Linked DNA regions of Mus musculus: region 1 is linked to region 2. Evidence: chromatin loops called from intact Hi-C (ENCODE). Cell type or tissue: left cerebral cortex. All regions are shown on one strand.

Region 1 (5,000 bases), 1.0 Mb after region 2:
AAAACACCCTAACCCAATAGCTTCAATCATTTAAAAATGCTAGGTTCATATGCCAGAATATTATTCTACAAAAGAAAAAGGGTTTAGGGTTGGTGAGGTGCTCAGCAGGTAAAGCTGCTTTCAGCTAACCCCGACGACCTGAGTTCAAACCCCAGGACGCACATGGAGAGAAAAAGAGCACCTATTGCCCAAAAGCTGCTCCATGATTTCCACCTGTATGCCTTGGCATACACATCCACATACAAAATGAATAGATGTCAAAGAAAAAATTAAAGGAACATGTTCCTATCATACAAAATCTAGTGACATTTCTTACTAATTTAAAACCATAACATATTGATAATCAAATTCAATTTTTTATTAGAAGATGTTCTCCAGGGTTGGGGGGATGGTGGCTCAGTCAGAAAAGTGCTGCACGGGAAAGAGGAGAAAGCGAGTTTGCATCCCCAGAAACCATGTACAAGACTGAGCATCATCCTGTATCATCCCGTGCATTGATACCAGGGATGCCAGGAGAGTCTCAGCTCTGGCTAGCCATGCTAGCAGAATTGATGAACTAGCGATCCAATGATAAATCCTGGCTGAAAATATGTGGAGATAAAGACAGTCAATGCTGACCCAGGCCTGCACACACACGCACACATTACCATACACATGTCCCCGGCACTCAGAAATGTTCTTTACATGTATGTACCCTGCAGCTCTACTTTTTACCTCATCTACTATGATCAAATATAGACAGGTTTATGTTTTTACAGTAACAGAAGTAAATTACTGAAGACAGTAATTCAGCTATTGGAAAGGATACGTTTGGTATATATTTAAAATTACAAACATTTTAGTAAGCAGTGCTTGCAAGAACACAGCTGTGTCAGTTTGTGATCTTATTCAGATGCCACGGAATTTAATAACTCAGTGTTGCATCATATTTCTGAAAATTTCCCGGCTAAATAAAACTAAATTTTAGAATTAGGATGAAAAATCTATTTGAATATGTTGTTTTTAAAAAAAACTATAGAAATAACCACAGGTTATCTAGAACTTAATTATCAAATGTAAGACTTTTTCCAAGTACAAACATTAAAATGTGATGATACCAATATATGATGCATAAGACTAGAATACATGAGTAAAGTGAACGATGCTAAATGCTATAAACAATGCTTGAAACAGCTGTAGGATCATGAAGTGCTAACATTTATCAAGCTCAGATGATTTTCAGTCCCTTCAATGTTACAACTAACCAAATACCTCAATATAAGTCAATGCATAACTGAAAAACATCACTGTCAGGCAAACTTTAAGAAAGTCTTTTACAGAACCACTTTTCTATGAGTCTGGTTTATAGATGAAATTTTTAACTTACTGATTAATTAGTTTTGCCATCATTCCATAAAAACACTAGACCTTTAGGTAGGGATTCTTTTTTTCCTTCAATTAGATCACCATGGTGTTTACACTTAAAGACAACAATAAAATGAATCGCTGCTCTAAAGACTCTAATACAGAAATGGTAGCTGGCACTCTGTAGATAGCTGTTGACTGCTTCTCGTAACAGGAGAATAGTAATCTCCAATCAATACTGTGATACAGAAAATATATTGACTAGAAGCAAACAATGACTCTGGTTCAAGGAGAAGGGCCTTCTATATAGACAATTGGAATCTGAACATATATGACTGCCAATTTAGTATGTTATGGGGCATCCTAAGTGTTAAATTTCATGGAATACTTGGAAAAGCAAATGTTCAAAATCTTTGCCTGTTAGTAAAACATATTTTCTCTTTGGGATCATATAAGTCAGGTTTTTGATCAGGCTTCTTAAATTAGTTATGAAAGTCTTTATAAACACAGTCACCAAGTGTCTTCAGAGAGACATACTCAAGGTTGCACACTTACTTAGTGGCACAGTAGAACACAAGTGCCCCACTGTCTACCTCCATAATAGGTGTGTTTCCACTCACCCCTGTGCTTGCTCTGTCTCGTGGGTGTGGTGTTTGCATAGATATGCATGTGGTTTTTGTTTTGATGGTGTTTTTTTTTTTTTGTTTTTTGGATGTGTGACCTGCATGTAGGAAGTTGGTATCAGGAATCATCCTTGTTCTTTATTCACTGAATCAGGTCTCTCAATCAAACCCTGAGTTAGTTGGTAAAGCTCATCTTGCTAGCCAGTTGAATCAGGTGACTCAGACAATACCTTTCAGGGCTGGAGACACAGGCAGACTGCTATGTCCACTCAGTGTTGCAAGGCTTCTAGGTCCCAGAACCCTCAACCTTGTGCTTGTACAGCAAGTACGTTAATTACTGAGCCATCTACCCAGTCCCAAAATTCTTTTTTGAAAAATCCTATCAGCCAGCTTTCTGTGCACAGTTTACTTAAAGTTTGTCATACCACTTACTCCAACCAAAGAGAAAACCATCAGTAAAAACAAGTATTAAAAAATACTGCTTCTAATTTATGATTAGCAATACCTAAAACACTAAAAGGACTATATCCTAACTAAAAACAATTCTCTTTGTTATGGTAAAAAGGTTTTGAGTTAGCTGTTGTGCCTATGCAATACTACATAGTGAGTTGACCAGTAGGAAAGAAAAAAAGAAATGAGTACTGTTTTTGTTAACCACCAGAAGATAAGTAAGGAAAGGCAGGTAACTCCTGGTACTTTGTCAGTATTCTGTTAGTTTTTTATTCTTTCTGTTCTGTGGTCTTGCTCATTTGTTTCTTTTGCTGATCCTGAGGACTGACCCTAAGGCCTTGAACATGCCACGCAATTATCCCACCACTGACCGACATAGTCATCCCATTAAACTTTGTGTGTGTATACAGATTTGTGATATGTGTGTGTATGTGTACACATATTGGTGTGTCTGAATGCAGGTGCATATGTGCCATGGGGCACATGTGACGGGAAGAGAACAGTGTGAGGAATCAGCCCTCATCTCTACCTTTTTGTTGGCACTGGTCTCTTGCTTGCTGCTATTAGATGAGGCTAGCAGGTCTGTGAGTTTCCAGAGATTCTGCTGTTCTGCCTCCCACAGCCCCAGCAGAAGGCTAGCATTCAGTTCCTGCACTATCATGCCTGATGTCACATGGGTCCTGGGGATTTGAGCACAGGTAGTCATGCTTACATGCCAAATGTGTTCTCCAAAGAGGCCTCTCCCCAGAGTCCAAGTCTTTGTATATCTTGGATTTCCTATGCTGTCTGAATTGAGTGGGGACAAAAGGCTAACCACAACTGACAAATATTCCTCTGTAAATTTTCTTCATGAAAGTAAGTGACTATGAGTCAAAGATAAAGTATTCTTGAAAATTATGTGTTATGTTTCCTTAACCAACTGCATATCTAAGAAAAGACAAAATCTTCTGTTTTTGTTTTCTTTATTGTCTTTGTAATTTTGTAATTTATTAACAGAGGAAAGTAAATCTCTGAAAATAAGTGTTTAGATAATAAAATGGCTAATTTTATCAAGTTTTCCAACATTATAATGGATTGTTGAAAGTAGAAGCTATTTCACTAAAAGCCATCTATATAGAATACAGCATAGGAAAACTACAATGATTAGTAAATAATAATTTACTGAAAATTCCATATATGCTGTCTACACAGAATATAACATAATTTTAGTTTACTTCAGACAATACAGGCATACTACAGAAATTTTTCTCATAGCAAAATCATTATAAAAACATTTATTTTTATGATTCTAAATAACTTTATATACACCTCTATGTACATTATTCCATCAAAACTATACATTTAGTAATTTTTATGCATTAGAATAAAAATATTTGACTATTTTCTAGTCAAGGAGATCTCACTCAGCACCCAACTTTTCCTAAAAGTTACATACCTTTAACTGCATATCTGAGTTCCTCTATGACTACAAAAGACTTAATTAAGTACACCAAAATAAAACTGTTCACACACACACATACACATACCACACAAACACACACACACACCACACAAGCACACACACACACACACACACAAACACACCACACCACACAAACACACACACACAAACACACACACACCACACACACACCACACACACACAAACACAAACACATACACACAAACACATACACACACACACACACAAACACATTAGGATCTTGATGAAGAGCAACTATACTTTTCTGAAACAGTTTTGCTAGGATTTTAAGTGTCAGTTAATGTCTCTTCAGCAGCAATCTTCCAGAAGAAACAAGCTAGCGAGGCAGAGCAAGGACAGACACAAAGCACTGCAGTGCGCACAGCACTGAGCGCTGCAGGACCGACTTACCCTGCCTGGGGGGCTGCTATCGCTCTATGAGAAGGAGATAAGGTCTGAGGTTTGTTTCCCAAAGGACTGTTAACTGAAGATGCTTTACCCGTGGGCACACCTTATAATAAAAAGGCAACAGTATTTTAAACAATATTATGAAAGAAAATTCATATAAAACAGAGTCTCTAACAAGGAAAATAGTTCCTTAGTACCTATAGTTATAAAATAGAGAATTTAAAACTATTAGTAAGGGATGCATCCAGTTCTCACCTTTTATAACATCTCACTTTAGTGGTTTCCTCTTTAAACTGTTAGTACCTGTCTTATTGGACAGTTTCAAGTACACATACAAAAAATGTGTGAAAGCATTGTGGCCTTCAAGTAATAAAGAAAGGACCTTGGCTGTAGATGCTATTCAAAGTTACTTCTATTTTACCCAGAAATAACTACTAAGCTAAATTTCTTATGTATAACTTTTTTAATAATCTAAAAAAACCACATTTGGCATATCCTTCTCAACTAACATGGTTTCCTTTGCTTGTCTGGTTAGTTGGTCACATGGAATCTCATTACCTACAATTGTTTTGCTAGTAGTACTTGGCTGTGGCAGTCGGGAGGATCCTGATGATGGAATTCCAGGAGGATTTGATTTTTTAAGCGGAGACGGCTTATACTAAAATAATGAAAATTAAAAAATAAAATTGAACATCATTTTGATATTAAGGGAT
Region 2 (5,000 bases):
TTTCAAAATGTTGAAGCTCAGTAATTACTTGGAATCAATTAAAAAAGCAGATGTTAAGTTTTCCATTCCTTATAGAAGTTGTTTGACCTACTAGCCCATGGGGCTGCTCACTTGAGTGGCTACTGGCCACAGAGGGGCCGTACGGACTGAAAGTCACCAGAGGGGTAAGCCACGTTGTATACTTAGAGCAGTCTGAGCAGCTGGATGACGGTGACCTGCATGTCCTTGCCGGACAGTCTCTGGGATACGTCACTTGCTGAAGACTGTTTAAGGAGAATGGACAGTTTTTCACACGAGTGCTAATTAAGTCAGTACAATCCAATAGAAAAACAAAATCAATGGCTGAATGTTTAAGTTAGTACTTTCTCTTAATTAGATGTCCTTTCTCCTAATTAAAACTCTACTACCAGAACATAATTCACAAGGTGATTTCTCCACTGAAAAATTTCCAAATTGCACAATAAATTTAATGAGATACACCATTTAAAAAAGGTTCCAAAATATTTTTTTCTGAGTATCAAAATATTGGCTGATTCTTTTGGTCAGTGTCCATTAGCTACACAGTCAATTTCTAGTTTGATTTAATTGTTTAAATAATTGTTAATAGTTTACTGCTGTCAGGATGTAGGAGTTTTACAAGAACTATTAATTACTTGCCTCAGGGACTTTTATAAGTTTTATAAATTAACACCCAGTTAATTTTTATTATCTCTGTGTTCTTTTTTCTTTGGCCATTTTCTGTTAATTAGGTACAGTAGCTGGAAACGCCATCAGTGTACTAATCCTTGAAGCTGAACTCTGCTTTCTGAATTTTAATTTTGGGCCAGACACTGATTTTATATTTTAAGCGCTCTCTCTCTCCTCTCTCTCTCTCTCTCTCTCTCTCTCTCTCTCTCTCTCTCTCTCTCTGTGTGTGTGTGTGTGTGTGTGTGTGTGTGTGTGTGTGTGCTCCTTGTGTAGAGCTTCCAGGGCTGTGCTGTGCCCATTATATAGAAGGTGCCTCTGCCTAGTGAGTAAGAACTTAAATTGCCCAGGGTGCAATAGGCACTGCAGGGCTTTAGACAAGATAGTTGATTATGTCTGTAAGTAATACCACAAGAAGCAATGAAAAAGTTAAGTTATTGCCTGGGTTAATAGCTTACTTTCTCCATCTTAAATCTGAATTTATAACAATATTAATAGATTATAGTGTTTAATATATTGATAGATTTTTTGTAGACAACATTAAGAGTTTCATTCATGTAATAAATATAATTTATATTTATATAATTCACATGATAAAATGATATAATTTATATAATTTACATAATTGAACTGTGTGTATGTGCAGGATATCCATAGTGACCTCATGAGTCTAAAATACATCATGATAAAGCAAATGGAAAATACAGTTCAAAGATGCTTTATATCAAAGATGCCTGACAGGAAAATACAGCCCATTGGAGCAGGTACATCTAGACAGAACATCTTTAATTCACAGATTTGCCAGCATATCTTACTGCTCTCATATTTTTCAAAATATTTATTTTTAATTGTATGTGTGTGTGGTGGGGGTGGGGATCAGGAGTGGAATGTGCACTTGGGAGTGTATGTGCACTTGAGAGTGGTCTGTGCACTTGGGAGTGTAGCTTCCTGTGGAAGCCAGAGGTGAGAGTCCCTTGAAATGGATGCTTGGAATGGAACTTGGGAAGTGCTCTTTACTGGGCTTTCCAACCTCTGCCCTCCAGTCTTAATGTCCATAGTCTTTTAGTATCCTACTGTAGAGAATTGAAGGTGTTCAGATCGTGCAGGCTCACTCAGGTACCATTGTCTCTTGGAATCTCTGATTGAACCTCTCTCTCTCTTTCTCCCCCCCCTCCCCCGTGTGTGTGTGTGTGTGTGTGTGTGTGTGTATCTGTGAAAAAGAAAGGAAGGGAGCAGAGGGGAGGAAGAAAAGAGAGACTTTAAAAACCTGTGACTTTGAGGCCACCTGGTCTACAGAGCAAGTTCCAGGACAGCCTATACTACATAGAGGAACCCTGTCTCAAGAAAACAAAAGAAGCCAAACCAAACCAAATTAAACCAAACCAAACCAAACCAATCCAGACCAGACGAGACCAGGCCAGACCAGCCAAACCAGGCCAAACAAAATAAGAACAAGAACAACAACAAGAACTACGATGACGACAACCCCCCTGGAGAAAGTTACCTTTCTTCGCTCCTCTGCAGCCTCCAGCTTTTTCTGAATCTCCTCCAGAGACAGGTCTTTCTTCTTTGGAGAAGCTAGAGTTCGTGGAGCTTCTGAGATGGGAGATGGTGGCTTCAAGATCAGCTCAAAAGCCTGGCCAGAGGCCCGCTTGTTGATCTGCTTCACCTCCATGTCTGTGGAAGGAACAGCAGAGTGTTAAGTCGGCAGCTGAATCATGCAACTGCTTTAATGTCATGGAGTGCAGCATCTGCATAAATGCTTTTGATCATAAATTTAGGAAATTGTCATTTGCAGCTATGTAGATAAACCTGGAGTGCATTGTAGTGAGAGAAAGTCAGAAACAGAAAGACAGAATTCCTGTCCTCATAGAGCAGAGTGTAAAATGTCTGCCAAGTCTGATGGAGTCTGCGCAGATGCTGGCTAGATAGTACAAAATTTCATCTAGGCAATTAAAATACGTTCATGAGTCTTCTAGTTCGCTTTCTGTCACTGTGACAAAACACCATGACAAAAACCAACTTGGGAGGAAAGGGTGCATTTGGCTTACACTTCCACGACACAATCCACCACTGAGGGAAGCCAGGGCTCAGACTTCAGCAGAAACCTGGAGGCTGAGAGTGAAGCAGAGCCCATGGAGGCACGTTGCTTCCCGGCCTCCTTTCTGTGCTTTGCCCAGCTTGCTTTCACATACAATCCAAGATTAAGGGTAGCACCACCTACCGTTGGCTGGACCCTCCCACATCAGTCAGGAGAATGCCCATAGACACGTGCACATGCCCGTGTGGTGGGGTCAATCTCCAACCGAGGCTCCTTCTTCCCAAGTGACTGTGGATTGTGTCAAGCTGACAAAACATCCAACCAGTTCAATGTGATTTATAGTGATGATATATTGTGTTATGTTTATGTTTAAAAATTATTAGAATGTGCTCATTGTACAAAATGTTGGATGTGGTTATGAAATTTTCCAACTTTCCTATCTAGTGCTTTGTTTGTGTTCACACTCCATTTCCCTCCTTTGACTTTCTCTACCTCCTTCCTCCTAGTCTCCTTCTTCCCAAACGTTGTTCCTCCTCCTATATTCACATCATGTGTGTATGTATAAATATATATATATATATATATATATATATATATATATATATATATATATAACCATGTGAAAGGAGATGAGACATGTGTCTCTTTGAATCTGATTTACCATGCTAATAAGTGATCTTCAGTTCCATCAATTCTTGCAAATGACACTTTTTTAATGTAAATGAAAACTCCATTTCATCAGCAGTCTACACATTTTTAATCTACTTTCTCTGATTGGATTCTTGCCACAAATACATGATAACACATGAAATAAGCATGTGTTAGATAACTTGATTTAGCCATTATCAATGTATATTGTATTTCAAAACATGCATACTGTAGACACATTCAATTTTAATTGTCAATTAAACAATAAACAGAAAATCACTAGCTATGTTTATCATTGGCTTATGTTTATCATCTACTGACCATAAGGAGATCACCAGACCTTCACAGTTTAATCATACATTGTATGATTAATAAGTTGATTGTCAGACTTTCGTGTTTTAATCCTGTGCTATCATTTATAATCTAAAATAATTTATAAAATAAAAAGTGATAGATAGGTAGTAACTTGGAGGACATTTATAACTTCATAGCTCATATGTAGGAAAAGGTACTGATTTCTTTAAAACTTCATTGGTCAGTCTTCAGTTATCACTGAGTGCTTTGGTGTGACCCTCATGCCCTCTGGTCTTTTTTTGCAACCAAAAACTTCTTAGGATTAAGATACTGCTACATGTTACTAATATTTCAAGTGTGGATGTCTCCTGGTACCGTCCAGGGTGGTTCCAAGATCCCCAGGAGATTCCCAAACACTCATGGCCGAATCTCTTACTCTAATACATGGTGATTTTTTATTTGAGCTCTGGAAAGAGTCCTTCCCATTGTCTGTACATTGCTCAGATAATTACTATCCAGATAGAAATACAAGGCCAAGTGAACACGTTCGAAATCTGAGTGTCTCTACTGAGTTTTTCGAAGTGCCGGCCGTGATGTGGAGTTGCCTCTTCAGCTTCAAACAGCTCCCACAGATGTGCTTTTCTGCCTAGTCCCAAAGCATCAGAAGCCTTCCTATCCCTTGCGTCCCAGGCATTTAGGGTTCTCCTTGGAAATCATTTGTGTTTTAAGACTCATCTACCGAGCTCTGAGTCCCAGGAAGGCAAGGACCATGCTGAATTCATCAGTGGGTCTCAGTGACAGCACAGATTTTAGAGTCTCTTAAGAAACAGCCAGATTCCTACTAATAGCATAATCTGACAGAGAGTTGACTTGTTAGCTCAGTGAACTTCCAGGAAGTGGGCATGCTGTGTGCACTCCGGTGGAAGTTTGGTTGCAGGCAGATTGCTTAACTGTACACAGAGCTAACTAAGTGCTCCTGAAAAGATAATCAGCCCTTGTAATGCTTGTGTCATATGAACAGAGCTGGAGGAAGAGTAGCTCTAAGTTCTGAAGCAGGCATTAAGACATGGAAGGCTGAGAGCTTGCTCTTTGCCATCTTTTACAGGATCTTTACACATGTGGGAAGGCAGAATAACTGTGAGCCTATCATGCATCCAAATGCCTCAGGTACAGTTGGTACAGTTAGTGGCTCTCTTTTGATTACATTGGCTGACTTAGATGAGGTTGATACTAATAGTGTTGATAAAGACAGAGCCATAACTGGGTACCTCTTAGGCATCAGGCTAAGACATGTGTTATTCTCTCCCCAACATCCCTAGGAGGAGAGAGTAAA

The links. Peaks named below come from ENCODE experiments on the same cell type or tissue, not always from the same donor. Only the 100,000 strongest peaks of a DNase experiment are listed, where the experiment ranks them.
Region 1: it touches region 2 in a loop (5-fold over the local background); 2 of 42 quality-filtered maps call a loop at or near these places.

What each region holds. Positions count from the first base shown.
Region 1 is chr3:7,527,975-7,532,974 of GRCm38, reverse strand. Zc2hc1a (zinc finger, C2HC-type containing 1A) reads right to left here. Exons shown (of 9, transcript NM_173181.3): 6 at 4,846-4,945; 7 at 4,291-4,390. Among named protein-coding and RNA genes, the nearest start is that of Zc2hc1a, 27 kb to the right of the region's middle. In left cerebral cortex, no CTCF peak of the experiment used is centred here; a DNase peak (open chromatin) is centred at 3,036.
Region 2 is chr3:8,542,934-8,547,933 of GRCm38, reverse strand. It overlaps Stmn2 (stathmin-like 2), which reads right to left. Exons shown (of 5, transcript NM_025285.2): 3 at 2,189-2,361. Among named protein-coding and RNA genes, the nearest start is that of Stmn2, 36 kb to the right of the region's middle. In left cerebral cortex, no CTCF peak of the experiment used is centred here; a DNase peak (open chromatin) is centred at 2,637.